Regions from separate parts of the Homo sapiens genome. Here region 1 is linked to region 2. A link is a loop called in an ENCODE intact Hi-C map of the cell type or tissue named here. Cell type or tissue: heart left ventricle. All regions are shown on one strand. Links, peaks and the distances in the headings refer to the core of each region. The heading gives the core; the rest is flanking DNA.

Region 1 (5,379 bases), core at 278-5,277, 57 kb before region 2:
CATAGCTTACATTCCATAAAATTCACCCATTTTAAATGTATAGTTAGATTATTTTAGTAAATTTATAGAGTTGCACAACTACCACCACAATCCAGTTTTAGAACACTCCCCAAAAAGTTTCCTCATGCCCCTTTGCAGTCAATCTCTGCTTCTGTTTTCTGTCTCTGTGGTTCTGCCTTTACAGAAATCTCATATATAGGGACTCTTACAATGTATTGCTTTTTAATGTCTGGCTTCTTTTACTTAGCTTAATGGTATTAAGGTTTATCCATGTTGTTGTAGCATTGATCAATACTTCATTCCTTTTTATTGCTGAGTAGTATTCCATTAAATGGATACACCTCATTTGTTTATCTATTCACCAGCTAATGGTGAATTTAACTTTATTTCCAGTTTTGGTCATTATAAATAATGCTGCTATGAACATACATATGAGTTTTTGGGTGGCCATATGCTTTCCTTTCCCTTAAGTAGATACTTAGGAGTGGAAGTTCTAGATTGTAGGGTAAGTATATATTTAACATTTTAAGAAACTGCCAAATCGTTGGGAACATGTATTTCCGCTCATAACAGCCCACTTACAAACATGCTTTCAGAAGCCACCCCACTTAAGCATACAGCATAGTGGTTACAAGTACAGATTCTGGAGTCAGACCCTCTGGGCTCAAATTGTGCTTATATTACTGAAGGCTACATGCCCTTGGGCAAAAGACTGTGCCTCAGTTTCCTCATCTGTAAAAGGGGATAAGACATGGGGTTGTTGTGATGATTGACTGAGCTCATTCATGGCAGGGCACTTAAAACACTGCTGGTTCATAGTGCTATGAAGTCTTGGCAATTGTTTTTTATAGCCAGTTGGGCAGTGGTCCTATGGAAGGAACAGCACCAGCCCAGAAGTTCACAGACGTGAGAGGGCTATTATGGATCTACCCAGTTACAGTCATGCGGCCTTGAGGAAGTCACATCCCCTCTGTAAGACAGAGCCCAATTTACTTCTCAGCACTGCTGGGTGGTGATTCCAGGGACGTGGTGAAGGTGACATTGTGCTTTGAAGACTGCACAATGCCATGCAATGGACTCATGTTACAATTGTGACATTCAGATTGTGGGGCTCATTGGAGACCATGGAACCCCTAAAGCCTTCTCCATCCGTGAAGCTCTTCTAACTACACACTAGGATGGTTAAGAGCAAGGACTCTGGAGTCAGACTGTCTGGTTCAAATCCCACCCCAGCCACTTAGAAGTCTTGTGACTTTGGACCTCTGTTTCTTCATCTGAAAAACAGAGATAGTAACTGTTCTCAGTCCTCACCTCCTGGAGTGGTTGTAAGGATTGGATGAATGAAATATGAACATGTTCACACCTCCACCTGGATATACAAAGTGTTTTATAAGTATTAGGGATATTAAATTGCATTACAAATGCAGTTTGCAGGAGGATAGTTTACATTTTTAGGAATCGTTTCACATCCCCAAAGGGGCACTGAAAACCCATCAGTTGCAAATGGCCCTCCTTAGACCGTTCTCAGCTCCTGAAGGTTTGCTGGCCCTCCCTTTTTACATTATAAATGGGAATAGGGCTTCCTTTGTGTTAGAAACAACAGCCCTGACACTGAGGGATCCCAGAGACACACACAGGAGGAGAAAGAAACACCAAAGTTCCTATCCCCAGATCCATCTTCCTTTTGGGAAACTGGAAGTTGCAGCAAAGTTCACAAAAGACCATGGAACCCAAAGTTGGCCTCTGCCACTGAGTTGGCAGGGCCCTATATCATATGCAAAATTGCAACTTTCTGACATGAGCCATGGGGCTGAGAAGCTAAAACTATACTCCAGCTGCCCTTTGATCTGCAATAAATGCCAGGCTGGACACTCTGGCAGGAAAAGCTATCATCGGATTTGGGTCTTGTTGCCCAGGAGACAATGGGCTGTCTTGGGCTTCTTCAGGCAAACAAAGAGTTAACCAAGGCCACCTTCTCAATCCCGTTTCCTTTGGGCCGACTAGAGGTTGTTTCCTAGACTTTCTGTTCCCTTATTCAATTGAAGATGTGTACTAATCCCCCAAATTCAAAGGGGAGGGGGTCAGAAGCTATAGAAAGCATGGCTCTTCTGCAAAACTGCATGGAGAAAGAGCTGAGCAAGGGCAAGAGCCTACAGACCTGGATTCAAGTCCTGGCTTTTGGACTGGCCACTTTCTAAGCTTCTCTCAACCTCAATGTTATAAAAATACCTGCATTGCGATGGGATTAATAGAAGCCCAAACCTCAGCACCGTGCAATATACCCTTGTAAAAAACCACACATGACCACTCCCTGAATCTAAAATAAAAATAAAAATACTTGCATTGCTTTCCAACACATAGTTACTGCAAGAATCAAGCAGTAATTTCTATCACTTATTTTGTGCCTAGTATATACTGGAATCATGGGAAGCACATTATTTCTAATTTCTCTAATATTCACAACATTTCTAGGAAGGTAAAATGGTCTAATTAATCGCCTTTTTCAGATGGGGAAACTGAGGCACAGAGCGATGAAATCCATTGCCCAAGATCACTCAGCCAGCCACAGTTCAAACCCAGGCAGTCTGACCTTAACCGAGGCCCATTTTAACTTAGGTCTACTTTAACTTATATCTTACTATTCAGCCAACCGCCTGAGTTCTGCTGGAGAAACTGAGGCCCGGGGAACGGAAGGGATCAGATCTCTGGCTTCCAGGCCACAGCTCTTTCCACCACCGGTGGAGCCACTGCCCATGATAGACGTGACCGCTTAGGTAACTCAGAGCTGGGTTAAGCAACCGAGCAATTCAGTTCCGTTATTTCTTGAGCAGCAAAAGCCCCAGATGTCCCTCCCGGTGTTCATGCTTCGCACCTGTGTGCGGAGAGGCACCAGACCTGCCCTTACCAGAAGCCAGCCAGCACGCACAACCTAAGCTGCTGGCGCTGGGTGCGCTGAGGCTGTTGGCGCTGGCGCTGGCGCTGTTTCTGAAGTCCCTCTCTGCCTAAGATTGGAGGCTCCGCACCCAGCTCAGACATCTCGGGTGCCCAGACAACGCTCCAACCGCCCCAGCTGCCCAGGGATCCCATTCACAGCTATAACCCCTGCACTGCCAGGAGGTAGCCGCCCGCGGGACCGCCAGTGCGCACTGAGTGGCAAGACTCCCTTTTATGTCCAGGAATGAGGCACGCATCGCAGCCGCGTCCGCCGCCAAAACCGACTTCCCCCACGGGCGCGGAGGCAGCCGGTGCCACCCTCCGACCGGGTTGCTTACCTGTCGCACCGCGGGTCTGGGTGACAGCAGGGAGGGGCGTGGAGACCGAGAGCAGCATCAGCAGACACCAGCACTGCCCGTTGTTCCTCCTGCAAGATGTGCCCGAGGGAGAAAAGGTGAGGCGGGCAAGAGTATTGGAGGGGCCCGGGACGCGAGGAAGCAGAGAAGCGGGTCTTACCTTGGTGCCATCTCGCGGGTCTGCGGAGCCCCGGAAGGCGCGCGGCTAGTCGAGCAGAGCGTTGGAGCTTAGCGGAGGACGAAGGGTCGCTGAGCGCTGGCCGCCGCGCTCGCCCTTCCTGCAGGGAACAAAGGCGGCGCTCGGCAGCGGCGGCGGCGGGCAGAATCCCGGCTCCCGGCCCGCGCCCCGAGTCACCCGCGCTCTGAAACCCGACTCCGCCGCGCCCTGCGCTCCCCCGCGCGCTGCGCACTCACGCCCGGGGGATACCGGCCGCCCCGGCCGCCTCCCCACGCCCCTTTCCCCCTCGACGGACGTGCGCTCGCCTCTGCTGCCTCCACCCGCGGCTGCCTTATGTAACCTGCGAGGAAAGCCCCGCGCCCGCGTTCGTTGGGGCAAGCGGGATGGGCTCCCTCCCGCCCTTAAGTCTGTCCTGTCGGGGCTGACCCGCAAGAAAGCACTCTTTCACAGCCGCTGAGGGAATCCTCTCCACAGCCCAGGAAGGCTGGAATCAGTGATTTCCTTATATGATGGACAAGGAGACTGAGGCTCAGAGAGGTGGAGCGTATGTCCCAAAGTCCCAAGCTGCACTGAGCTCCTAGATGCTGTGACCCACCCTGCACGCCTGACACATGGACCGACTTGAATGCCCAGGAGTGGACCTGCCTGGGGGCCATAAGGGATACATACAACTAAATGCAGCAGAGATAATCCTAATAAAAGTTTTTAATGTACTGGATTCCAGGGCTTTCCTCCCTATGTATACCTTGCCTGCCCCCTTCATCAGAATGTAAGCTCCAGGAGGGCTTATCTGTGCTTTGTTCCCTGCCTAAAACAGCTCAGGTAGTAGGAGATGCCAATAAACGCTGGATGAATGAAGGAGCACAGTCTTGGGTGAGGCATCACACCAGGCCCTGTGATGAGATGTGGGGGTCATGAACCAGGCTCTGCCTCCGAAAGCCCTCAGTGGGAGTGAGGCGGTTCAGGGCAGACTAACCCATCTGTGCAGAGCTTATCGCAGGGCACTGGGTAAACCCTCAATGGTCGCTTTTTATTAAGATTACCACCCGGCACATAGTGTGAGATCTTGGAGTGAGAAGAGGCACCGCTGAAGTTGGCTGAGACCTGGACAGCTCTGAAGCCAGGTAAACACTAGAAACCTCTCTTCCTGAAGCACCAAGTAGCCACAGTGGGCCGTGGCTCTGTGGTCAGTTCCTGTGTTTGATTCAGTTCCACTCTAGAGGATGGGTCACCTCTTGCCAAGTGAGTTAGCCTTGCAGAGGAGATGGCATGGGAATGGATATAAGCAACTAATGCTTACTTGGTGTGGATTATGTCCCAAGCCCTCTGCTAAATGCTTTAGCTGTGTTATCTCATTTAATACCCACAACAGCCATGGAAAGGTGATACTGTCATGATCCCCATTTCATAGATAAGAAAGCTGAGGTTCAAAACATTCCAAGGCTAATGAATGGCAGATGCAACACCCATGCTCCTCCCCACTCAGCCATGCTGCCTGCCAGTAAGCAAGAAGATTAGACTCACTCTCCACCCTCAAGAGCAAAATCGCAGTGGAGACACAGAGCACTCGGATATGAAAGGGTTCATGCCAGCCTGGGCGGTGAGGGCTCAGAGGAGGGATGGTTGGCCTGGAGATCAGGAGTCTGGGTTCCAGTCCAATGCTGGCCCTGGCTGCAGGGTGAAGTTGGGCAAATCTTGCCCTTGGTCTGATTTTTTATTTCTCCACCTGGATAATGGACACAACTACCTTGAATTGAATGGTGGCTGTGAGTCCCTTGATGGGACCACCTACTGGTACACCACAGTGCTCTCTGTCCATTGGATTTTGGCTTCTATTATTAGAGGTTGTGGATATTCTCATCGGGGCTGCGGCCTGTGGAGGGGGACAACTGGCAAGACAGAGGGGGGACC
Region 2 (5,379 bases), core at 231-5,230:
GCCTCCTGAGCAGCTGGGACTACAGGTGTGTACCACCACTCCCAGCTTTCGTGGGTGTGTGCGTGTGTGTGTGTATTTTTAGTAGACGGGGTTTCGCCATATTGGCCAGGCTGGTCTCAAACTCCTGACCTCGTGATCCACCCACCTCGGCCTCCCAAAGTGCTGGGCTTACAGGCGTGTGAGCCACTGCCCCTGGCCTCAATATATCTTTTGGAGTGATGAGACTATTCAGGAATTAGACAGCAGAGATGATTGCAGAACTTTGGGAATATGCTAAAAACCCTTGAATTAGATACTCGAACAGGGCAAATTTTACGGTGTGTGAATTACCTCTCAATTTTTTTCAAAAAAGTATGCGCTGCAAGTCACTTCTGAGAGTGGGTTTCAATTCTTCTCAACTGACCCTGCTGCTGTCTCTATAAAATAGTGAGTCAAAAGAACATTCAGGTTCTTAAAGCACAGTACCTGAGCAAGACCCAAGCAAGGAATCTTTATGTCCTGATGGCCAGGGTGGGCAGGCCAGGAACGCCCTTCCCGCCAATAGGATGCAGGTCCCAGACAGCAGACAGGGTCTCTCCCATTTGCATGAACTGCCCTGTACACTCACCGCCCAGGTTAGGTCTAGCCATGCATCCTCCAAACAACTCAAAAATGTCTGCTTTTAGTTTGCAATTTTGAGCAAATATGTGCTGAATCTCCAGTGGGTGGATTTGATCGTCTGTGGTTTCAGAGCATTTCTGAGCTTTTGGTTCCTAAACTATGAGCTTGACCTCATGAGGACTGGGATCCTCTCCCAGAACTCCCTCCACATCACTTTCCAGCAATTTGTTTCAGTTGGCCTTTCATTTATCTGATATCATAGAAGTGACAGACAGGGCATATCACAGCCGGAAGGAACTTACAGATTGATCAGTCCAACCTCCCCAACTCCAGCCTCCTATGATCCCCATTTAATGGATGAGGTTCAGAGAGAGGAAAGAGCCTCCCTACATCACCCGACAAATAAGTGAGGAAACTAAAATTAAATTTCTGTGTCCCAGTCCCCAAAGCACATGTGGTTTTTACATTCAATTATTTCTGTTGCAATATTGGCCTTAATACTGGCTTCCATTTCCAGTTAAATAATCTCTACACTGTGAACACCAAATGGACTGGCACAAGACCAGCACCAAGGCAAGGGTCTTAACCCTTTCAGGATGCTCCTGACAATATTACAATTGGAAAGCCATGCTCAGGCCAGACCCCTTGGGCCGGCACTTTCTCCAACTTACCTATGATTAAGTAAACTTAGCCTTGTTCACAGCAGCAGATGGAATAAGTAGAAGGAACCCAACTATTTGCAGAGCAAATTCTGTGGTCTCATAGAATATTATGCTGGAAAGGAAGCATCTCTCCTCACTATCAGTGCAGCAATTTATTCTATGATGTGAGATGTGCTTTCATTCATTCATTCAATCAACAAACACTTCCTAAACATCTACAATGTGCCTGGCCCTGTGCTGGACACTGGGACATGGAAATAAGTGAAGCATAAAACTTGCCTTCAAAGAGCTTCCAGCCTATTGGGAGATGTTCCTCTAATGACCAGCCCTGGCTGAGGGGAAGATGAGAGGCAGAGAGTTTATACAAAGCACGATGGAGACACAGGAGAGTCCATGATTCTGGTTTGGGGGTCAGGGAAGGCTTCACGGTGTTGATGACACACCATAAGCCAGATCTTGAATGTTTTCAGTGGCTGAGGAAAAGGGAAAGCTTTTTAGAGAAAAGGAACAACAGCACAGAACATGGAAGTGCATGGCACATTTGGAAAAGAGAGGAGACCAGAGTTTCTGGAACAAGGTGCCTGGAGCTATGCTACCTTGGTCCGTTCCCATTTGCATCTCCATCAGTAAAATACGGGGTTTTTTTGGAATGACGCCAGGGACTGTGCATTATCCCCTTTGGAATTTACAGCATCTGGCACAGTGCCCAGCACCTAGTCAGAGCTCAGCAAATTTTCTCTAAGTGAATGAATTTTCTCTAAGAGTTAACATGTACTAAGCATTGAGTACAGCCGGCCCTCCATATTGCAGGTTCTGCATCTGTGAATTCAACCAACTGTGGATTGAAAATATTATTCAGGGGGAAAAATGGATGGTGTCTTCTGTACTGAACATGTACAGACTCTTTTCCTTGTCATTATTTCCTAAACAATACAGTATAACAACTATTTACATAGCATTTACATTGTGTTTGCTATTATAAGCAATCTAGAGATGATTTAAAGTATCTGGGGGTTGTGCACATGTTCTATGCAAATATTACACCATTTTATACCAGGGACTTAAGCATCCTTAAATTTTGGTATCCTTGGAGGGGCCCTGGAACCAATGCCCCATGGATACTGAGGGACAAAGGTATATAGCGGACATTGTACTGAGTGCTTCACACATATCAAATAATGTAAAGCTCACAAACATCTTATGAATTTGGTATTATTAGTAATATTAATATCCCCCTCTAACAGATGAGATGGCAAAGACAGAGAGGTATAAAATAATTTGTCCAAAATCATACAACTAGGAAGAAGCCAATCTGGTCTTTAAGGCCAGATCTCTGCCGGGCTGCGAATGTACTCCCCTCCGTGTGCTGAATTTCTACCTTCCTACTATTCCGTAAGCTTCCTGGTGGCAGGGACAACATCTGTTTCTAGTCCCTGGAGTTCACTCTCATAAACACTTCTCTGTCACTGTAGTAGAGATGAACAATGGGAGAGGGGCAGCAGGGGGCCAGATGGTGAAGGGTCTTGACCACCAGCCTCAGGATTCTGAACTCAGTCTTAGAGATGACAGAACCTTTAGCATAAGCCACGAAATCTCTCAGGAGGTATGTGCCCAGCATCTTCTCAATCTTAGCACAGAAAGGAGCCTCTCAGTGGACTTTGAAGCTAGGACAGACTTGCTGGGAAGGGGAAAATTGTAACCCAAAGCTCCCTGTGCTCTGCGTCAAGATGGACACAGCCAGATATCAGGGAAGTGGTGAGTAGGGCAAAAGCCCCAATGGGTTAAGGCTTTCTCTGTGTGATAGTCTTAGACATCCGGCTCTTTTCTGCTCTAAATTTGGAACAACTAGATAGCCACTTCCTCCTAATCAAGATAAGCCCAGGGCCGAGGATCCATGCAATTGTGCTAGGTCATTTAATTGCCTTCCTCTTGGAAACCTTGAGCCAGTCATAGGGAAATTCTCTGACCGAGGCGAAGAATAAAGGTCAATGCCTTGTGGCATCCTGATGCCTTTTACAGACCCTGGAGCCACAGGAGAAATCAATTCCAGTCAAAGGAGTTGTGAAACTTTTTTTTTTAAGTGGAGCCAGTATTTTAAGATTTTCCAAGTCATGGAAAAATATACACTAAGAGCATGAAAACAACGCAAAGTGTCTCATGAAATCTAATCCTCATTGTTGTCCAGACAAAGCCAGGCCAATTTAATAAGGAGGTATGTTCTTTAACCTACCATAAAATGATCTATTATGAAGTATTAGTGGGAAAAATACTATTACAAGTTATTCCCATTTTTCCTAGCTGCTCACAATTTTGTTATAAACTATGCTTTCCTTTTCAAAGCTTTTTTTTTTCTGACTACAAAAGCAACACATATTCATTGTGGGCATTTTGGCAAATAAAGGGAACAAGAAATAAGTAAAATCACTGCAACCCACTATTAACAAGTGTGATTTGGGTTTTTTTCCCCCAAAATTAAGATTATACTGTATATAGAGTTTTAAATTGTTTTCACTTAGTATTTATCAATAGCATAATCCTATATGCCCAATATTCTTTGAATATGTTATTTTTATCAATTATATCAGATTTCTCAGTGTGGATGTGCCGTAATTAAGCTAGTCACCATCCTGTGGACACTTAGGTTGATTCCAGTTTTATGAGTGTAAAAATGAATGTGAGGAATGTCCTTATACAAATATCTTTGTTCTAATTTTTAAGAGTTTCCTTAGGAAGTGGAATTACTAAACAATGGGATATGAAAACTTAAGCTTCATGATGTATTGTCAAATTGTCTTACATTCATTCAACAAATTTTAATTGAATGCCCAAGTGCCAGGCATGGTTCTGGGCACTGGAGATCCAGGGGTGAACACAGAGACAAACTCTCTGCCCCAAAGGGCCATATTCAAATGGTGGTACTAACTTATTTTCCTACCAGCTGTGTATCAGAATGCCTGGGTTCTGATCTCCTCACCAGCATGATGACCTTTTAACAACGATAAATCTTGGGCTGGGAGCAGTGACTCACGCCAACAACTCAGGAGGCTGAGGCAGGAGCATTACTTGAAGCCAGGTGATAATGGTTTGGCTCTGTGTCCCCCACCAAATCTCATCTCGACTTGTAATCCTCACGTGTCAGAGGAGGGGCCTGGTGGGAGATGATTGGATCATGGGGGCAGTTTCCCCCATGATGTTCTCATGAGAGTGAGTGAGTTCTCATGAGAAATGATGGTTTTAAAGTGCGTCACCTCCCCCACTTGTTCTCTCTCTGTCTCTCTCTTCTGCCACTATGTAAAATATACCTTGCTTTCCCTTCACCTTCTGCCATGATTGTAAGTTTCCTGAGGCCTCCCTAGCCATGCAGAACTGTGAGTCAATTAAAACTCTTCTCTTTATAAATTACTCACCCTCAGGTAGTTATTTACAGCAGTGTGAAAACAGACTAATATGCCAGGAGTCCAAGACCAGCCTGGGAAACATAGGTAGACCCTGTCTCTAAAAAAATAAATAAATAAATAAATAAATAAAAATTACCTGGGCATGGTTGTATACACCTGTAGTCCCAGCTATTGGAAAATAAAGAGAAAGAGAAATAAGTAAAAGGCACTGCAAGCACCATGTCAGATATTGGTTATGAGATGCTTCTGGAGCTCCAGGGAATGTGGCCTCCCTGGTAAGGTGGCTCCCAGAGGAGACAGCTGTGAGCACCAGCAACCGACACTGCCACAGCTGGTGATAGAGAAGTCAGGCAGAGGGGACCCTGGCAGGGCATGTGTATCTTACCACATGTCAGAGGGACTGGAAGGCCAGAGGGGTAGGAGGAGCATGGGGAGGGATGGGGAGGGCAGTTTTGCAGTTAGCAGAGGTGTATGCGGCTTCAGCGTGGAAAATGGATGGGGGAGAGGGTAGAGATAAACCGCAGGGGTCCAGGAAAGATCAAGTAATTTTAGGGTATGGCAAACACACAACCCCTTACTTTGGCAAGTCACCATGACCATTCTTAGCAGATCAGAAGGTCTGAGAAATTCTACAATATGAAAACTCGTCTAACCTTGTTCAAATCCACATTTCCCGGGAAATAACAGAGGAAGAGAAGAACAGAAATGGCATCATGACA

What was found. Hi-C counts contacts between places; a loop is a spot of excess contacts. Peaks named below come from ENCODE experiments on the same cell type or tissue, not always from the same donor. Only the 100,000 strongest peaks of a DNase experiment are listed, where the experiment ranks them.
Region 1: it touches region 2 in a loop (2.3-fold over the local background); 5 of 110 quality-filtered maps call a loop at or near these places.

Annotation. Positions count from the first base shown.
Region 1 is chr9:98,942,144-98,947,522 of GRCh38, reverse strand. It overlaps COL15A1 (collagen type XV alpha 1 chain), which reads right to left and starts at 3,616. Exons shown (of 42, transcript NM_001855.5): 1 at 3,451-3,616; 2 at 3,273-3,361. The coding sequence starts at 3,461. COL15A1-AS1 (COL15A1 antisense RNA 1) reads left to right here and starts at 2,871. Exons shown (of 1, transcript NR_198999.1): 1 at 2,871-5,379. In heart left ventricle, for the core only: no CTCF peak of the experiment used is centred there; DNase peaks (open chromatin) are centred at 3,323 and 3,692; H3K4me3 peaks cover 4,720 bases; H3K27ac peaks cover 4,667 bases.
Region 2 is chr9:98,884,698-98,890,076 of GRCh38, reverse strand. No RefSeq gene overlaps it. Among named protein-coding and RNA genes, the nearest start is that of ADIPINT, 24 kb to the left of the region's middle. In heart left ventricle, for the core only: no CTCF peak of the experiment used is centred there; no DNase peak of the experiment used is centred there; H3K27ac peaks cover 3,951 bases.